2 separate regions of the Homo sapiens genome follow, and region 1 is linked to region 2. Evidence: chromatin loops called from intact Hi-C (ENCODE). Cell type or tissue: Calu3. All regions are shown on one strand.

The links. Hi-C counts contacts between places; a loop is a spot of excess contacts. Peaks named below come from ENCODE experiments on the same cell type or tissue, not always from the same donor. Only the 100,000 strongest peaks of a DNase experiment are listed, where the experiment ranks them.
Region 1: a loop joins it to region 2, with 17 times the contacts of the local background. A loop is called at or near these places in 11 of 110 quality-filtered maps.

The regions. Positions count from the first base shown.
Region 1 is chr13:101,784,076-101,789,075 of GRCh38, reverse strand. All of the region lies in intron 3 of FGF14 (fibroblast growth factor 14), which reads left to right. Among named protein-coding and RNA genes, the nearest start is that of FGF14, 130 kb to the left of the region's middle. In Calu3, no CTCF peak of the experiment used is centred here; a DNase peak (open chromatin) is centred at 2,985.
Region 2 is chr13:101,936,986-101,941,985 of GRCh38, reverse strand. It overlaps a transcript of FGF14 not described here. Among named protein-coding and RNA genes, the nearest start is that of FGF14, 23 kb to the right of the region's middle. In Calu3, no CTCF peak of the experiment used is centred here; no DNase peak of the experiment used is centred here.

The DNA of each region.
Region 1 (5,000 bases), 150 kb after region 2:
TCCCTGAAGAAAGATTTGGAAAACCAAATCATGGGTCGTTCTGTTGAAGGAAAGAAGATAATCTTATAATAAATGTACAGAGTATAGACTATTTATCTATCTCTGTCTCTCTCTCTCTCTCTCTCTGTCTCTCTCTCTCTCTCTCTCTCTCTCTCTCTCTCTCTCTATATATATATATATATATATATATATATATATATATAGTCAAAAAAGGCACAAATAACATTAAAGAATTAGGATTTCTCTTAAATCAGGAAGAATCCTGGGAAAAAAGGGCAAAGAAATATCCAAAATCCTAACAAGTAGGGCTGTTGATGCTTCCAGAACTGAAAAGAAAATTCTTCTGGTTAATATCACAAACACAAACTAGAGAATTGCATAGAAAATACACTTTGAGAAATCCAGTTAAATGCCTGTCTCTCCTCCCCCTTGTATCTAGTTTTGAACTTGATCACATTCAAAGTAAGCAAGGAAGGCAAGCATGTAATGTCGAAGTCACATTAAAGGAATCGAATTTGTCTCTCTTACAACAACATGCTTCCGGTTCATAATAAATTAATCCAGCATTCTATCTCAAAACTGCCTCTTTTTATTATACTAGCAGATATTTCAGGGTTTTCCTCAGTGCTTACACACATGTATAAGTTTCCCATAGGGAGGATGCTAATTACAGTCCCCAGAATTAATTTTCCTATGTACAGTCCTCATTATCATTTAATTGCTCTAATCTGACAGAGACAGCCTGGACAGGGAAATCAGAAAGCAGACATTTCAACAATCTCAAAGTAGCTGGGTGGTTATCCCATATCACTGGGTCACCCTGCCCTGGAGTACCTGCACTCTATACCATGCTAGCAGAACTGCCCTATGATTTCAGGAAAAAAAAAGTGGAGGAGGGGGCAGGGGGCAGGGGTGGTGGCTCACGCCTGTCATCCCAGACTTTGGGAGGCTGAGGCAGGTGGATCACCTGCTGTCAGGACTTTGAGACCAGCCTGACCAACATGGCAAAACCCTGTCTCTACTAAAAAATACAAAAATTAGCTGGGCGTAGTGCCACAAGCCTGTAATCCCAGCTACTCGGGAGGCTGAGGCCGGAGAATCACTTGAACCTGGGAGGCGGAGGTTGCAGTGAGGTGAAATCCTGCCACTGCACCCTAGCCTGGGCAATAAGAGCTAAACTCTGTCTCAAAATAAATACATAAATTAAAAGGTAATTGAAAACAGCCTGGCATTTCTGTGTGGTTTAAGCTTTTCAGTGGACAGAGATGAGTAACAAGGTGAAAAGAAACACCAAACCCAAGCACAGTCCCACACATTGCTGGGGTAACAGCAGAAGAGACTGGAAAGATGCTTACATACCACTATGGATGGGTGGGGGCTTGGAGGCACCGGGTAGGAGGACAGAAAAGAAGACAGGATGCTTGCTACCCAGAAAGAAATGCAGCTGACATGCTCTGAGGAGAGGCAGTCAGTCATCAGAAAGCACAGGGAGTTTCTCCTGAGAACCATGTAGGGTTATGCGTTGAGGAAACTGAGCTGCTTGCAGACACAATCCTTTTTTTCCAGGGGTTTGTAACTCAGTGGAAAAACAGATCAGTAAAGTTAGATTTAAAATACAGTATAAGGAACACTCTAATAAAGGTAAGTGGAGAGAGTTATGCGATCCATAGGAATGGAAACTAGCTGGTTTTAAAGGATAAAACAGCGGTTCATCCATTCATTCATATGACAATAATCATAAAAATGGACAGTGACAGCTATTCAATATGCTAGATGGTACTTTACAGCTTTCAAAACACATTCATTAGAGCTTAACTTTATTACAACACTATTTGAAATCAGGGAAAGTATTATTGGCTTAGCTTTATGATATACTCTTGGACAGTGTGTTGAAGATACATTATTGTGACATGGATGATGTCACATTTTCTGAATTATAGCCTAGTGTTTTTTTCACATTGCTTATTATATATTTTGAATGAGCACCTGGAAATAAAGAGCAGAATTAGCCTTGGATTCTGCATTTTAGATAATACATAGCAAAGTGGAATTGGGAAGACAAGACAGATTGTATGTTAGAAGGTGGGACAGGATTAAATAGCGACATGATGTGAGTCATCAGTGTTGACCTCCCTGGCTTGTGTGTTGAGAAAATCCAGTGTGGAGACAGTTGGTTCTTTTCAAGTTTCTTAAAAGGCACAACACCATCCAACTTCCACCAGCCTATATAAATGCTATGTGGTTTAATTGTCAGCAACAATAAGAGAATACACAAGAATCAGATGATCTGGAAAAAGAAAAGCTTTATGGGTTGAATTCTGCCTCCTTCCCCCAAATTTTTGAGGGTATGTTGGAGTCCTAACCCCCAATATGATTGCCTTTGAAGATAAGGCTTTTAAGGAGGTAATGAAATCAAAATGATGTAATTAGGGTGGGCCCTAATCCAATTTGATTGGTGTCCTTACACAAAGAGGAAATTAGGACACAGACATGTACAGAGGGAAGACCTGTGAGGATACAGGGGAGGATGGCCAAGAAGAAGAGGAGAAGGCTTAGGAGGGAACAACCTTGCCAACACTTAGACTTCCGTAGACCTTAGACTTTCTTAGACCTTAGACTTTTTTAGACTGTGAGGAAATACATTTCTGTTGTTTAACTCCCCGTCCTCCACCCCTCCAACCATGGTATTTTGTTATGGCAGCCCTAGAAAACTAATACAAAAAGTATTTTCTCTTCATCATCAAGAATCATCAGAAATCTCTAAGCAAATAATTAAGTCTTTCCCTATGTAAAAATTCCTGTTCTCAGAGAAATGGGAGAAAACAAAACATAATAGGTAGTTCATGATGACAGACAGACTTAGTGAAGATGAGTTCTCTTAGAATTCTGGGAGGTGAGGTTGAAGGTGTGGTCTAATCTGTGAGCTGGTGTCTTACTGCCAACACATCAGACCAGCAGTGGGCACTTTGGTGGTGGTTGTGAGCAGCCAGCGCTGTTTGTTGGTTATAGAGAAAGGGTGACATCCAGTGGCTGGTTCTATCAGCCAAGCTCCTGGACACTGACTCAGGGTGCATGCCAGATGGCAGAGAAGGGTCTTCAGGAACATGGATGAATCTTATGTCCAGTTCAGTTCCTGGCAGGTGACAATGAAACTTGGGCAAAATGCAGTGATCACTCTATGTCCTAAAACATAGGGAGTGGGGTCCATGCATTGTTATTAAAACATTGAGAATACACTGATAGCAAAGAGAAGCACTATAAATTAACTTAATCTTCAATACACCTTACACTTGATTCTCTCTATCCCGTAGAAAAGACTCAAAAATGATTTATGAAAGGAGGAAAAAAACCCTCTGAACACATATAATACTATAGAGCCAGCTACTTTGATAATAGAATACGGTTACAATATATAAGGTATCCTACTTTAAAGATAGATATTGATAATAGTTAATAGATAAATAGATAGATAGGTGATAGACAGATAATGTAGTTTAGTTTAAACTTAAAGTTTAACTTGTAGTACCCAGTTAGTAATATCAAGAATGGCTTAAAATGACACAGCTGCAAACCCTACATACATCAAGTTGCCCAGCTCTTAGATAATATTGTTTTACTTTATATTATCTACTTTAATATTGTTTTTCTTTATTTATTAATATAGAAAATAATATTGTTTTCTAATAGCTTTTGCTTTGTTTTGGTTTGGGTTTTTTTTTTTTTAATCTTTGGGAGAAGCTAGGCTTTGAAACTGTGGATATTTAAATAGAGTCTGTCATGATCAGCTGGGGTTGCTAACCCTCACCGCAAATATTCTTTACAAAGCAGAAGGGATGCTCCCTGCCTTTGAATAATTTACATATCTATATATAATTTTTAAAATATTAAAACTAAAGATATACCAATGTCACATCCATGTATGCATTATATGTACATTTGGAAGACATGTGCTTTTTTGTGGCAGATGTAATGACTGCACTTCTCATTCTACTCAAATAGAGTACCTAGGAGACAATGTGAGACCCTGAACACATTTTAGCAGATCTGGGGTTGGTTGTTTCCTCTTCATGTGGAACAGTATAAATAAAGCTAGAAGTGATCCTGAGAACTATGCATGAAATAGATGTCTGGGGCCCCTTTCATGACCTCACTAGCCTATTGTTAAAGCCACCTTAGCATCTGATACTTCCCCCTTGCCACACTTGATCCCATAGATTGCGTATGCAGTGATATGAGTGCTGCACCAAAGCAAAGATCAAGTCTAATTCATTCAACAGTGTATGTCTATTGTCTTAAACAGTTCAAGACACACAGCAGGTGTTTCATAAACACATGCTGACCCTGGAAAGCCATGAGTAAAATTGACAAGTGGGACAAGAGAAAGATTAGATAAGAATGGGAAAATAGCTGGGAAATGGGAAGATTATATTCATTATATGTTACCATTCAAACATTGAAAAGGTTAAATAATCTTCAGAATGACATCAATTAAACTTTACATAAGACTAAAGTCTAAAGGGAAGAAAGGGTAATATTAGAAAGTAAACAAGAAATTTGCTCCCTGGAGCACAAATATGTTAATGGTTTCTCCTGGAATTGAGCAATGTGGCAACCCAATCAGAAATGGCTTCATGAAGGTGGGTCATAAGTGGAGCCTTGTGGGATCTGAATAAATTGAGAGAAGAAGAAACTATATTCCCCAAAATGATCAGAATGTAGAAAATTTTCTGGCAGCAAAAATGAGTAGGGCATATTTAAAAGACTTCTCTGAACTAGAGGATATTAAAGAATAATAGAAGTTAAGATCAGAAGGTCTATTGGGACCACATTGTAGATAGCTACTTCTAAGCTATGATGTTCAAACTTTGAACTGTGAGCAGTGACTTGTTGAAAGAACTTTAAGGAATATCAATTTGGCACTAATGTACAGGATAAGTTAGAGGAATCAGGAAACAAAGAGATCAATCAAGAAGCTGCTGCAGGGCTACAGTAACCAAAAC
Region 2 (5,000 bases):
TAGTTGAGGTTTAAAATATTAAGAGAGTAAAACATATAGTTTTACAAACTAAGGTTTGTACTTAATGCTACCCAATAAGCAAAAGAAATGATTACCATGATGCAACTAAGTTTTGTCATCATTTAAAACAATTACTCGCCAAAAATTTACCTGGGTTTATTCTTTTCAGGACATTCATCATAGGTGTGGAAGAGGAAAGTAGAAGACTATGGGAATGGGAATTCTTCCTTAATTTATTTGAAATACTTAAGGACATTTCAATTTGTTAAACCTTTGAAGCACATTTTGTAATCTAAGAATTTAATTTATTTAACTAGACAGTTGGACAAAAGCCTAACTAGAAATGGCCTCTTTTGCAAGATTTCTGTGTGCTTTAGAAAAGATTCCTGGGTTCAATGCCAAAAACAGGCAGCAGAGGGCCCAGGAAATGGAACTCTCAGGAGTCTTGCTGCAACTCAGGACAGTTTGTTACTCTCCTTTTAAAATTTCTCCTTGAAATTTGTACTTGTAAATGGTGAAAGATGTATTTTTCTTTTTGCTATAGGAAGAAAAAGTCACTAGAATACATGGATAAAGTGGTCTTATCGTGTTATTATAACTTATGGAAATCCACAAATAGCAATTCTAGTTATAGAAATATAGCTTGGCCAGTTAAGAGCTAGTGTGGAATCTTGCTGTTTACTTGCTTTGAGATTGGGTAACTACAGCTGTAGCTGGGAGCATACACTACACATGAAGGCTGTGCATATCGATGATGATTGTTAAATTTTGTGAAAAGGTGTTGACTCCATCTCTGCTCACTGTGTCCTTGCTTTGTGATGAATCCCATTTTTTGAGATTTGGAGCTGTAAGGTCCTAGACATCAGGACTGAGTAGTTTGAAAACATAAATCGCTCCGCAATGTTGCTCTTTTCAGCTCATGTGTTTATTCTTCTGTGACCCTTCAGGTTTTCACTTGACCTGCAGGATCAAGACTTGTTTTTTTTTCTAAGTCTTAGAGATGTCCCCAAAAGACTCTATCTGTTCTTAACTTACTTTGTTTTCATTTTCTGTCTTCTAGATCTTTCCACATGCAAATTTTATTTTGCATATGAAAAATTTGCTTATGAATGAAAAATATTTTTTAAAAAATTCTTTCAATATTTGTTGAATTTTACTGTGCTGGGAGCAGGGAATAGAGCAATGAACAAAACCTAAGGGACCCCTGATCTCATGGAATTTACACTGTAGAGGAGGAAGACTGATCATCAAATGTATAAAGACAAAAATCAAAATGAGATATGCTGACAAAAGACTTGAGCAGACAGAGAAAATAGGTGAGGTCTAAAGAGTGCAGGTGGTTACTGTGGATTGTCAGTTACTTTAGATTGGATGGGTAGGGAATGCCTTTCTGAGGAGGTGATATGGAGTAGAAACCTGAATGAAAGGACAGGGTCAACCCTATCAAGTAGTTCAAGTAGAAAAAAGCAATTTGTACAAAAGCCTCAAGGCGAGCACAAGCTTTTCATGTTTGAAGAATGGAAAGTAGGCCACCCTCTCTGCCTGTACTCTTTCCCATTCACCTTGGAAAGAACAGGTGTGCACAGGGGATATTTTTCTCATTCATCTCCCACTGGAGAATTAAGGCTCTATTGAATGCTTGAGCCTCCCTTCCTCTCCCTTGACCGCCACCTCTTGCATACTTCCAGAGGAAGAGGTGACCTCTTTTGGGAGACCTCCCGATCACCCTTTTAAAACACTGTTCTTCACTTTCTCCTGTATTCGACTTGTATTTGACAGCCTGCCTATTTCAGTGTGTGATCCTTGAGTTTCTCAGTAGCCAACCCAAGGCATGGATACAACTAGGGATTTACTGCTTAGAAGGACTTGAAGCCAGATCATTCAAGATAAGTCCTCTTTTGCAGGTCCAGAGAGGTGACTTGGCCAAGGCCATTTTGCCAGTTAAGGAGAAAAGAGAAGCAAAGGATTCTGCATCCCACCCAGAGCTCTCTGAATTACCTTGTTCTGTCTGTTGTAATATATCCGTCTGCAAAATTTTATTGTTTTCTCCAACTACTTTTTTTCCTTCTTCTCTTGTATATCATGGTTCTTTCACTTTTTGACCCTTTCATTCATGCTATTTCTTTCTAAAGCATGCCATTTCTTTGTCTCGTTTTTATTTAATATGAGGTGGTTTTTGACTTTAACTTTTTTCCAATAAACTAGATTAAATACAAAGAATGTCCATATTGAATCCTTCTGATAGTGAGACTGGTTCAGACGGATAATGCAGGTATACAAAACAGATTGACATTTACAGTCTGTGAATTAGAAACAAGGAAGAGGATAGAAGACTGCACATTGGTGAGATTTTTACAGAACTTTGTTACTCAAGATGCAAATCTAATAACCATGGTCAGTGGTGCATTTTAGGATTTCGCATTAACCCAACACCCTGGGGCTTCCTGGCCTAAGTGTAACATCTTCACTCAACCTTACTTAAGGTAGGAGTTAGGCTTACTGTCAGAGATAATGGACAGAAAGGATGTGCTGTAACTCTTGGGACCATGGAAAGTCAGACAAAAATAAAGTAAGAAATGGACTGAGATTGTTTAGTAAGCTGCCTGTGGCTTACTAAGCTATTTCTAATCATTAAAACGAGTTTGTGTAATGGTGCTGTTAGTAACTTTAAACGTATTTTTAGGAGAGCTGAAGAAATTCTGCCACTAATACTCAGACAAAGGAAACCAAGAATATCTATGAAACGCACAGATTGTATTGAACAATTGTTTCTCTGGAATGAGAAAGTATAACAAAGGAAAAGTTAGAGATCAATATAGGTTTTTCCATCCTCAAACACTGAATGTTTGACTAGGGCCATACCAAATTATTCTGATGTTTCCAATCTGCTCACTCCATGCCAGGGCTCCTCAGCCTTGGCACTATTGGCATTTTGAGCTGGTTAATACTTGGTTTTGGGAAGGGATGTGCTGCATGATGTACAATGTTTAGCACATCCCTGGCCATCAGTGCTCATCCCCACTCCATTATGATAACTGAAAAATGTCTTCGGATATTATCAAATGTTCCCTGGAGGGCAAAAATGCCCTCAGTGAAGAACTACTCTCCTTAATGAAGTTATCTTATTTTCTAAAAAGGATAATTCTGAATTATCATCTATGTCCTAATTCCAGCTAAGAATTTGAAGAAGCTTATGGGGGAAAAGCAAAGTTTGGTACATTTGTTGGTTTAAATACTGAAGGTCAAATGAAATGTAGTGGTGAGGGAGAGACATACACCCGATATCTAGGCTGAGGATAACAATTATATTTTAAAAATGTGCTTAGCTTTGAGATCCAAGAGGATACATTTAGAAGGAAAAATAAGTTGTATAATCCTCATTAATTTATAAAAGGGAAAAATAAATACTAATTTTCTACAAACAAAATTTTCTCAATGGCATGGATTTTATTGGGACAAACTTGGCAGAGTAGTATTTTGGTAGCCCTTTTTATTAGGAACTAAATCAATGTTCTTTCCATATTCATGTCTAATATTAACTCAAGATAAAAGCTGAGGAAAGAATTATAAACACTAATTTCATGAAGATATTCTCTACCAGATGTTCATCATAATTAATGTTAACAGTGCTTGAAAAAGAGAAATCATTCTTGGTAAATACACATGACAGACAGCCCTCTCTATGCCAATGGATTTTTTTTGTTGTTGTTGTGTATGAAGCAAATGGTCAAATGTAATCTTTGTCTGCAAGGGGATGGTGCTTTTTATTCATAAGTGGATTTAGTCTCCAAGATGAGAGTGAAATCAAAAGTGAAGGCTTGATGGGTTGACCATTCCGACCCCCACTGATGTCAATGCAGGCAGCACGTGGCTGGCAGAACCCCATGAGGACCTGGCCTCTGTGGTGCCCTGTCTGGAAGCCAGTATAAAGCCATTGCTTGTCTATTCGGTGCATGAAGGCAGGCCTTCTTGATTTCAGATTTTTTTCTTTTAACAGAAGGGTTGAGTTCATTTTCAAATAATGTATTAGTTTTCTAGGACTGTCATAAGAAAATACCACAGACTGGGTGGCTTAAATAACAGAAATGGGCTGGGCACGGTGCCTCATGCCTGTAATCCCAGCACTTTTGGAGGCTGAGGCAGTCAGATCACAAGGTCGATAGACTGAGACCAGCCTGGCCAACATGGTGAAACCCTGTCTCTACTAAAAATACAAAAAATAGCTGGGCGTGGTGGTGAGCACCTGTAGTCCCAGCTCCTTGGGAGGCTGAGACAGGAGAATCAAATCGCTTGAATCCGGGAGGCAGAGGTTGCAGTGAGCTGAGATCACATCACTGCACTTCAGCCTGGAGACAGAGCAAGACTCCTTCTCAAAAACAAACAAACAAACAAACAAAAAACAGCAATGAATTTTCTCATAGATCTGGATGCTAGCAGTCCACGGTCAAGGTGTCAGTAAGGTTGATTTCTTCTGAGGCCTCTCTCCTGGGCTTGCCCACGGCCACCTTCTCACTGCATCTTCACATGTTTCATCTCTGTGTGTGCACAACCCTGGGATCTCTGTGTGTCCAGATTTCCTTTAATGTGAACACCAGTCAGATTACAGTAGGACCCACCTGACAGCCTCATTTTCACTTGATCACCCTGTCTCCAAATGCAGTCACATTCTGAGGTACTAGGGGTTAGGTCTTCAACATATGGAGTTGGGAGGAACATAATTCAGCCTGTAACAATTAGCTTCCATGTCAGTACCACAGATTACTGGGAATTATTCTGATATGTTCATTATTCTCAATTAGTTCCACTAATCCATAAAAAGACATAGATGTAAAGAGAGAATTTTATCTACAGTGGCAGTGGGTTTCAAGTCTGGAATGTCCTTTAGGGCTGAGGCAGGCTTGGGGATGCTGTGACAAATTAAAGCGCCATCCTTTTTAGCAAGGGGAGTTTGCATTTTTCACAGAGATTATGAGTTGTATAAAATACAGTCTTCATTCCAC